2 separate regions of the Homo sapiens genome follow, and region 2 is linked to region 1. The links are chromatin loops, found by intact Hi-C in ENCODE. Cell type or tissue: B cell. All regions are shown on one strand. Each heading gives the region's core, and the rest is flanking DNA. Links, peaks and the distances in the headings are about the cores only.

Region 1 (5,379 bases), core at 54-5,053:
TTTGGCTGGGCTCAGTGGCTCACGCCTGTAATCCCAGCACTTTGGGAGGCTGAGGCAGGCGGATCACCTAAGGTCAGGATTTCGAGACCAGCCTGGTCTCGGGTAAAACCCCGTCTCTACTAAAAATACAAAAATTAGCCGGGCATGGTGGCCAGTGCCTGTAATCCCAGCTACTTGGGAGGCTGAGACAGAAGAATCACTTGAACCTGGGTGGCAGAGGCTGTAGTGAGCCAAGATCACACTACTGCACGCCAACATGGGTGACAAGAGCGAGACTCTGCCTCAAAAAAAAAAACAAAAAACTATTCATAAAAATATTTACTAAACTACGTTAAAGGAAACAAAGGGAGGGACGAACACGAATATTTGTGAGGACAGCATGAGTATACCATTTATCAGGTTCCTCTGTACATGTTGCCTCTAATCTTCAAAACAATGCAATTATAATCATCACTATTATACAGGTGAGGAAACTGAGGTTCAGAAAAGTCCAAGCCTTCACAACTAGTAAATAGCAGAGTCCAGATTCAAACCTGTCTGGCTTCAAAGCCAACTCCTACTGAGTTTTGCTACCTCTTAACATCTGATTCCAGACCTGGCCCTCAAAGAGCAAATTGCCAAAATTATCTTAAGGGTCCTCAAGTAGAATGAAGGCTTTCGTAAGCACCATGAATCTTTCTTCTAGTTTATTTAAAGAGATCACCATGGCATAGAAGAAAACAGAATGGAACAGGGATCAGAAATGTGGGTTCACACTTCAGCTTTGCCATCAGGGGGTAGTTTACCATCTCAAGCTTTTCTTCTCATCTGTATAATGAATATTTGGACTAAAACTTTTCTAAGTTTAAACTTCTTAAAACCTTACTATTAAATATTTGAACATATCTAGGTCTTGACAGATAGGTACCACGCAGTCTTCCAAATCAACGTGTTGTGTTCTTTGATTACTCTAGTATAACCAAAGATTGACTTATTCTTAGATTGGATAATCAGAGACCAAAGGTCTTGTTATTATTGTCTAACTAAGTGGAAGAAAAAAGCCCTTAATCTTCCAGAGGGTTCCAATGTGAATATGTCATTGACAGCACATCTTAAATTTACCAGTTTTTAATTGTCTCCAGCAACTTAATTCCTTGATGGTGAACAGCATTTAAATGAGAGTTACAGAAAAACAGCTAACTTAAGAGTCACAATAACAACCTGAATTTTTCTGAGGACCCACTTGGAACGCTGACAGGGAACATCATTTGAATTGAACAATGGGGAGAGACAACTGCACAGCAATTTATTTAGAACATTCTTTTAATAGTCTGTGCATTTCATTTCTGACTAGAGAATTTACCTGAGAGCATCAGATTTTTTTTTTTAACTGAAGGATATTAAAACCTGAATTAAGAGCAGGATACCTGGATTCTAGTCCAGCTTTGCCACTTATTTGTAGAAGGCACTTATCCCTGTGCTTCATTTCTTCATCTCTACAAAGTGATGTGGACAAGATGATCCCAAGGCCCCTACCAGCTCTAACATTTTGGTATAATGTTATAATAAACGTAATTCACAGGCAACAGGTCTTTTTCTACTTGCTTAAAAAAAGAAGCAAATTCCTAAAATTTAAATGAAGCATATATCAAAAGAGCGATAAATCATTTACTGCCTTAAAGTTTTGGGGCATATTTCTCTAAAATAAATCATATTGTTGACACTAACAAAAGTCACGTGAGAAAGAGGGTGTCTCAAGGTGTGACTTCCACATAGAGTACAGGGTCAATGATGTTTATATATAACTGGAGAAAGCACCGAGTTTTACTTGGTTCTCAGTGTCTAAAGATTTGTAAGTATAAAGCCTATTCTCCATGTCCTTTTCTCCTTCTCACAGGACTTCCAACTTGGGACACTAGCAATCTATACATTCAGCAGACACCGCTGCTTAACATATTTGTGTTTGTCTCCATTGTTAGTCGTGTAGGGCAGTCCTTACTTTCAGTGAGAAAGCCATCTGAGTCCAAGTCGATTTTCTTTATGATCGCCTGCAGTCTTTTTTGCTGCTCTTCGTGGCCGAGTTTAACATATTCATCCACATCTTCCTTTAGGGGGAAGCGACACACAGGAGGGCCAAGCATTACTATCAGTGGGGCAAAATGGTGGAGAAAAACAGGGCTACTAGAAGACCCCCTTGCCAAAGGGTTTCGGGGTGACCCGCACCTGCACTTCAAGGCCCCTACCCCCTACACACCCTCCATGATCTGAGGGGTAGAAGGGATCCAGCTCTTGGGCCGTGCTATCTCCTCAGGCTTTCCAGGCCCCAGGACCCCCAGAGAGCGAGTGCCGCGCCGCCCGGCCCCCATTGTCAGGCCGCCCCTGCCAGGCCTCGCCCGGCCGCCCCCCTTTGTCCCGGGACAAAGCCCGCGGCAGCCGCGGTGCGAGGCCCGGCCCTCCCAGCACCGGCCTGGCCGCCTCACCTGGACGCCCAGCAGCGCCTCGCGGTCGTAGTCGCTGCGGCGCTCGCCCAGCGGGTAGTGCAGCTCCTCGGCCTTGCCGGCGCCGGCCGCGGCGGCGCACAGCAGCAGCAGCCCCAACGCCGCGGTCCTCGGGCCCAGCCGCATCGCGCCGGCCCGCGGAGGACACCGAGGGACGCGAGGAGGGAGGCTGGCGGGGGCCCGGGCCGGCTGCGATGCTCCGCGGGCGGCTACAGAGAGGCGGTGCGACGTACGTTGAGGGCGGAGGGAACGGGAGGCGGAACCTGCGGTGGCGGCCACAACGCCCATGGACGGGCTGGGGGCCGGTCCACCAATGCGGTGCGGAGGCGCGCCAGGAGGAGGCCTATATGGCCGGCGCGGAGTGGCGGGGCACCAGGCCGCGCCGCTGATTGGGCAGCGCGGCGCTGGGGGCGGGCCGCCGCGATGTCGGGGTCAGCGGCCGCCCAGAGAGCTCCAGGAGCCATGCTGGGACTGCAGAGAGGGTAGACCTCTACGACCCGCGCCTTGTCGTTCCCCCGAAACGCTTCTAAAAGCACGCCCCCACCCCACTCCTGCCCACTCCTGGTCCACTCCATGTGCCCCTCCTACCGTCCATCAATGAGAGAGGCTGGAGGTTTCTGAGACAACAATACAATATCGAAAAAATTATTGCCTGAGGAATCGGCCAACAGTATTCTTTCTCAGTCTTCAATGTATCTATTTTATGAGAGTAGGACGTACAAACTCAGGAAGTGCAGCCAGATGCTTGTATCTGATGCTCAATTTCGTGATTTACAAGTTAATGTGAACTTGCTCAAATTTCTTGACCCCTGAAAACTTGTTTGCTCATCTATAAAATGAGCATAGTAATAAGACTACCTTAAAGAATTGTCGTGAAGATTAAATAATGTAATGGGTTTAGAACAATAGCTGGCACATAAGGTGAAGTGTTCAGTGAAGGTAGGCTTTCATCCATACAAGTAGAAAAACGAAAGATGATTGCACAGAAGGAATAGCTTAGTAAGTACCTAGCAAAACCTTTAGGGACAGAATGCATATACACATGGCTTCTATTCCATGTCTATTCACAGGTTTATGTAATTTCTCCACCTCAACCTGAACACATTAAACTCTAAGAAATTTGTAGGCTGCACCTTGAACCCTTTTCTTTATTGATTGCGCCACTTAGGATCAGGCCTTTCACAGAGAAGAAAAGGCTTTCTGGGTCCTCTTTCATTTCTCTCAGTCTCTATTTGGATTGGGAGCAAGAATTCTGTTCCAAACTGCAAAACTGGGTGGGCACAAGTCGCAGAAATTTCCTGGGTCGGGTTGAAATTTATGGTTTGGTCACAAACCATTGAAAGATTCACAGAGCAAAGTGTAAGTTCAATCTTTCCAATGTTATAAAGATCAACGAAGAACAAAGTTTTAAATTTCAGAATATAAATAAAAGCAAATTTTAGAGTTGATTTCATTAAACTAAAAAGAAAACCCTTTATTGCTGGATTTTAATTTTCACTTCCATTCTCGGTTTTGAGGAAAAAAAGAGAAAAATGTCCCAATTTAATATAAGAAACTCTGCTTTGTACCTGTTGTTCTCCAATAAGTAAAAGGTAAACTTTGACCAGCTTCCGGCGTGACTCCAGTTATAAAAGGTAGGCTACAAGGTACTGTGGAAGTTCTTCTAAACTCAGGGGATCCACAGATGGGAGTTTTGGGGGCCAAGGGAACTTAATGATATCTAAAGAGACAGTGGAGTAAGCAGTATCAGAAGGCTGGGTTCTGTCTTCAGCCCCTAAACAGGCTGTTTTCGCTCCCTGGGTCTATTGCTTTCATCTGGAGGAAAAGGATTGTGTTATCTCAGTGGATCTTAATTTGAGATCTTTGGGTTCCTAAGTGGTCCCTGCATGGTTTTCAGTGGTGTGTTTATCCCAAAATCTTGGTGCATGTGTATATTTCCAGGGAGGAAGTCTATAGCTTTGCTTTTATCAGAGTTTCAAAGGATCCATGTGGCAGAAAAAGTTAAGAGTCCCTGAAGAAGGCTCTGAGCAACTTTTTGACTCTTAAAATCAACGATTTTATTGGGATTGTTTGGAAGCAGATTACAGTAAAGGCCTATGCTTAAAAGAGGCAAGACTGATCCAATGTCATTACTTGTAATTAATCCATTCTACTCGGGGAAAAATAAATATCTAAAATAAGTAGCCTGTTTAAAAAAATGTGTTATGAGAATCCAAAGATCAATTTTCTTGACCTATAAAAGCCCATAGCATATAGCAAAATTGGTTTTATTTATATTTTTATTGAGGTATAATTTACCTAAAGTACACAAATGTTAAGTATACAGTTCAATCATTTTTTTAGATTTGTTTGCTGTGAGAGCCTTGAGGTAGGGAACTGTGTGATTTCTCCTAGTGCACCTACAAAAAAGAGGAACTCAATAAATTTTTGTGAAATGTATGAATTCAGCTATTCTGGCATTCTTTTAGAAGTATGTATTATGGGTAATAAAGTTAACTTTGAAACTATTGAAAGAAAGATTTGTAGATTTCTTGCTTTTTGAATTTGGTAAGATGTGTGTTACAATAAGCAGTGGCTTAAAAAACAAAGCAATATTTAACATATATGGCATGGACCCTTGTGTTACAGGCTGATTTCCACCAGAATGAATGAGATTTGGTACAATAAACAACTTAAGTGGGAAAGCCAACAAACTCAATGAGACTGCAGCTTTGCACAGATGGAAAACACAAGACAAAAGAACAGACTATAAGGCAGTGAATGGGAGAACAACTTAGACTGAATGACCATGCAATTAGGGGGATTTTGTTGGCTGTTTAATCTTTTGTCAGTCTTTTGAGGGGAGAAGGAAATGTGAGAATTCCAGGGTTATGGTGGAGTCTTAGAAGGTGACAAGAACATG
Region 2 (5,379 bases), core at 197-5,196, 250 kb before region 1:
GTCTCATGCCTGTAATCTCAACATTTTGGGGAGGCCGAGGCAGCTGGGTCCCTTGAGCCCAAGAGTTTGAGACCACCCTGGACAACATGGAGAAACCCCATCTCTATAAAAAAAATAGAAAAATTAGCCAGGCATAGTGGCATGTGCCCATAGTCCCAGCTACTCCAGAGGCTGAGGTGAGAGGCTTGATTGAGCCAGGGAGGTTGAGGCTGCAGTGAGCTGTGATCATACCACTACACACCAGACTGGGTGACAGAGTGAGATCCTGTCTCAAAAAAAAAGATCAAAAATCATATATATTTGGTTAAGTGTCTGCTCAAATCTTTTACCTGTTTTTTATTGGGTTTTTCTTTTTGTTGAGTTTTGAAAGTTCTTTATATATTCCAAATACAAAGTCCTTTGTCAGATATGAATGTTTCACATAATTTCTCCTACTCTGGGGTTTGTCTTCATTCTCTTGTCATTTTTTTTTTGGCAAATGTTTTTGATAAAAGGCAAAATATATTTAGGTACAATATTTTATAACAGAGGTTTGCTAGTGAGAAGAATGAAATTCCATTTTGGGGAGGATAACATTGTGCTTGATGGGGGTTCAAAGTTAGTACTTCCTCTCATCAAAATTGATTACAAATGTTCATCTATTAATTCATATCTGTAATGAAATTTTACGTATTTCATAATTTTATTTTATAATTTTATGTATTATCTTTGAAAAATGTAATTTCACACAGCTGATAGATGCACCAGTGGAAATCCTGCAATTTGTAGAGTGCCACAAAGCAGTAAAAGTGAAGCATACAGTCTGTGTGTCACACATTTCATAGCTACTCATCTCTCCATTGTAGCACAGAAGCCACCATAGGCAAATGAGTATGTAAACAAATGAGTGTGACTGGCGTTCCAATGGAGCTTTATTTGTGGGTACTGAATTTAGAATTTCATATAATTTTCACTTGTTGCAGAACATTATTCTCGTTTTGATTTGTTTCCAACCATTTAAAAACATAAAAAGCATCCTTAACCTTGGGATACAAAAACAGGAATAAGCTACATTTGGCCTCTGGGCTATAATTTGCTTACCTTTCCCCCTTCTTCCCCCCTTCATCTATCAGTGTTTTATAGTTTTGCTCATATAGATTCTAGATTTTACACATATTTTGTTGGACTTATATACGTAAGAATTTCATGGGTTTTGGTCAGAGCTGTCTTTTTAAAATGCAAATTGGATTATGTTGTTTCCCCTATTCAAGACCCTTCAGTGGCTTCCCACTGCTCTTAGGATAAACTCTATAATCTTTAAAAGCCTAAAAGGCCTTGCATGATCTGGCCCCTGGTCTCCTTTTCAGCCTTTTTTTTTTTTTTTTTTTTGAGACAAGGTCTCACTCTGTCACCCAGGCTGAAGTACTGTGGCACAATCTGCTCACTGCAACCTCCACCTCCCAGGCTCAAACAATCCTCCTGCCTCAGCTTCCTGAGTATCTGGAACTATAGGTGTGTGCTACCACACCCAGCTAATTTTTATATTTTTTTTAGAGATGGGATTTTATCATGTTAGCCAGGCTGGTCTTGAACTCCTGGGCTCAAGGGATCTTCCCACCTTGGCCTGCCTCCCAACATGCTGAGATTACAGGCATGAGCCACTGCACCCAGCCCCGAAGCTTCATTTTCAATGCATTGAGTTTGAGGAGTCTACGAAATGTCTAAAACATTCAAGGGTAGGTGGAAGAAGAGGAATCTATAATGGGCTGGGAAGTGTTAGAGAAATTGGTGGATAACAGAAGGAGTGGTATCAAAGGCATTTCTGGGAGGGAAGGTCACAGAATCATTGCAACAGAGACATCAAGCTGAAGATTATGTATGGATAGATAAGAGTGCATAAAATTATAGTTAAAAAGCTCACTTTCCAAATGCTGATTGGCTAAAGGGAAATTACAAAGTACACAAATTAGTTTAGCTCTCAGTCTTTTAATTTAAGGAAAAGTTTAGGAATGGAGTCAGTTTTTTCAAGTCACTAATAATGGTAAGTCTCATAGTGCCTTTTTCATTCAGATTTTTTGTCTTCTTTTCCCCTCCACAGATTGATCATTCTTAGAAGAGCTGCTGTAACACATAGGGGAAGTGAAAACTAACAGATGAAAGTTTTGTCATGCACTGAAAGAAAAGCATTGTCTGTGAAGTTCTATTTTTAAAAATGTCTGCTTGTAACACCTTTACTGAACATGTTTGGAAACCTGGTGAATGCAAGAATTGCTTTAAACCTAAAAGTTTGCACCAGCTTCCCCCAGACCCTGAGAAGGCACCCATCACCCATGGCAATGTGAAAACTAATGCCAATCACAGTAACAACCACCGCATCAGGAACACGGGCAATTTCCGGCCTCCTGTGGCTAAAAAACCCACTATAGCTGTGAAGCCCACTATGATAGTGGCAGATGGGCAAAGTATATGTGGTGAGCTTAGCATCCAAGAACACTGTGAGAACAAACCTGTCATCATAGGGTGGAACCGAAACAGAGCTGCCTTGAGTCAGAAACCACTTAACAATAATAATGAAGATGATGAAGGAATTAGCCATGTTCCTAAGCCTTATGGCAATAATGATAGTGCAAAGAAGATGTCAGATAACAATAATGGACTAACTGAAGTGTTAAAGGAGATAGCAGGCTTGGATACTGCCCCTCAGATAAGAGGAAATGAAACAAACTCCAGAGAAACATTCTTGGGAAGAATAAATGATTGCTATAAACGATCATTGGAAAGAAAGCTTCCACCAAGTTGCATGATAGGTGGGATAAAGGAAACTCAGGGCAAGCATGTTATTCTGAGTGGGAGCACAGAAGTGATTAGTAATGAAGGGGGCCGGTTCTGTTACCCAGAGTTTTCCAGTGGCGAGGAGAGTGAAGAGGATGTACTTTTCAGTAACATGGAGGAGGAGCACGAGAGTTGGGATGAGAGTGATGAAGAGCTGTTGGCCATGGAGATTCGCATGAGAGGGCAACCTCGCTTTGCCAACTTCAGAGCAAACACATTGTCTCCTGTTCGATTCTTTGTGGACAAAAAATGGAATACCATCCCCCTGCGAAACAAGTCTCTGCAGAGAATCTGTGCTGTGGACTATGATGACAGCTATGATGAAATCCTGAATGGTTATGAGGAAAATTCTGTGGTCTCTTATGGACAAGGAAGCATTCAGAGCATGGTGTCATCTGACTCCACATCACCAGATTCTTCTTTAACAGAAGAATCACGTTCTGAGACAGCCAGTAGTTTATCCCAGAAGATTTGTAATGGGGGATTATCTCCTGGTAACCCAGGAGATTCTAAGGACATGAAGGAAATTGAGCCCAATTATGAAAGTCCCTCTAGTAATAATCAGGATAAAGATTCATCACAGGCTTCCAAAAGCTCAATAAAAGTTCCAGAGACCCACAAAGCAGTCCTTGCTCTCCGATTAGAAGAGAAAGATGGCAAGATTGCTGTACAAACTGAGAAGGAAGAAAGTAAAGCCTCTACAGATGTTGCTGGGCAAGCAGTAACCATAAACCTTGTCCCCACAGAAGAGCAAGCAAAACCTTACCGAGTTGTGAACCTGGAACAGCCATTGTGCAAGCCATATACTGTCGTGGATGTGTCAGCAGCCATGGCCAGTGAGCACCTCGAGGGCCCTGTTAACAGCCCCAAGACAAAAAGCTCATCCTCTACTCCAAACTCTCCAGTTACATCATCTTCATTGACACCAGGACAAATAAGTGCCCATTTCCAAAAATCCAGTGCAATTCGATACCAAGAAGTATGGACTTCTAGCACCAGTCCACGACAAAAGATACCTAAAGTAGAACTAATTACTAGTGGAACTGGACCAAATGTTCCTCCAAGGAAAAACTGTCACAAATCAGCACCTACATCACCCACAGCTACAAACATTTCCTCCAAAACCATCCCTGTTAAGTCACCTAATTTGTCTGAAATTAAATTTAATAGTTATAACAATGCTGGTATGCCACCTTTTCCAATTATCATTCATGACGAGCCAACTTATGCTCGGAGTTCCAAAAATGCTATCAAAGTTCCCATTGTTATCAATCCAAATGCATATGACAATCTAGCTATCTACAAAAGTTTTCTGGGAACAAGTGGAGAACTCTCAGTGAAGGAAAAAACCACAAGTGTAATAAGCCATACTTATGAAGAAATAGAAACAGAAAGCAAAGTGCCTGATAACACCACTAGCAAAACCACTGACTGTCTTCAAACTAAAGGGTTTTCAAACAGCACAGAGCATAAAAGGGGCTCAGTGGCTCAGAAGGTTCAAGAGTTTAACAACTGTCTCAACAGAGGTCAGTCTTCACCACAGAGAAGCTATAGTTCCAGCCACAGCTCCCCAGCAAAGATCCAGAGAGCCACTCAAGAGCCTGTGGCCAAAATAGAAGGCACTCAGGAGTCTCAGATGGTGGGCAGCAGCAGCACCAGAGAGAAAGCAAGCACAGTGCTTTCTCAGATTGTGGCTTCAATCCAACCCCCACAGTCTCCTCCAGAAACACCTCAATCTGGCCCTAAAGCTTGCAGTGTGGAAGAGCTTTATGCCATTCCTCCAGATGCTGATGTTGCTAAGAGCACACCTAAGAGTACGCCAGTCCGGCCCAAATCTCTCTTTACATCTCAGCCTAGTGGTGAGGCTGAAGCACCTCAGACCACAGACAGTCCTACCACCAAAGTACAGAAAGACCCATCCATAAAGCCAGTCACCCCCTCTCCCTCCAAATTAGTGACTAGCCCCCAAAGTGAGCCACCAGCTCCCTTTCCCCCGCCACGCTCTACTTCTTCTCCTTACCATGCAGGTAACCTTTTGCAGAGGCATTTCACCAACTGGACCAAGCCAACCAGCCCTACCAGGTCAACAGAAGCTGAATCAGTTTTGCACTCTGAAGGCAGCAGGCGGGCAGCTGATGCAAAACCTAAGCGCTGGATATCATTTAAAAGCTTCTTCCGCCGTCGGAAAACAGATGAGGAGGATGACAAAGAGAAAGAGCGAGAGAAAGGGAAACTGGTGGGCCTGGATGGCACAGTCATTCACATGCTGCCTCCTCCTCCAGTTCAGCGCCATCACTGGTTCACAGAGGCGAAAGGAGAGTCCAGTGAGAAACCAGCCATTGTCTTCATGTACAGGTGCGACCCTGCTCAAGGCCAGCTCAGTGTGGATCAGAGCAAGGCTAGGACAGACCAGGCAGCAGTCATGGAGAAGGGTAGAGCAGAGAATGCATTACTACAGGACTCAGAGAAGAAGAGGAGTCATTCTTCTCCATCACAGATTCCTAAAAAGATTCTCAGGTATGTAAAATAGACTGGAAGAATATGGGAATTTTTTAACACATTTTCAGG

Evidence for each region. Hi-C counts contacts between places; a loop is a spot of excess contacts. Peaks named below come from ENCODE experiments on the same cell type or tissue, not always from the same donor. Only the 100,000 strongest peaks of a DNase experiment are listed, where the experiment ranks them.
Region 2: it touches region 1 in a loop (5-fold over the local background); 1 of 110 quality-filtered maps calls a loop at or near these places.

What each region holds. Positions count from the first base shown.
Region 1 is chr15:76,929,066-76,934,444 of GRCh38, reverse strand. It overlaps RCN2 (reticulocalbin 2), which reads right to left and starts at 2,696. Exons shown (of 7, transcript NM_002902.3): 1 at 2,460-2,696; 2 at 1,979-2,084. The coding sequence starts at 2,603. RefSeq lists a silencer at 2,254-3,003. In B cell, for the core only: no CTCF peak of the experiment used is centred there; a DNase peak (open chromatin) is centred at 2,774; H3K4me3 peaks cover 1,640 bases; H3K27ac peaks cover 1,805 bases.
Region 2 is chr15:77,178,739-77,184,117 of GRCh38, reverse strand. PEAK1 (pseudopodium enriched atypical kinase 1) reads left to right here. Exons shown (of 10, transcript NM_001385026.1): 7 at 2,078-5,328. The coding sequence starts at 2,192. Among named protein-coding and RNA genes, the nearest start is that of LINC00597, 44 kb to the left of the region's middle. RefSeq lists enhancers at 2,193-2,282, 4,124-4,263. In B cell, for the core only: no CTCF peak of the experiment used is centred there; DNase peaks (open chromatin) are centred at 2,337 and 4,227; H3K4me3 peaks cover 2,023 bases; H3K27ac peaks cover 4,909 bases.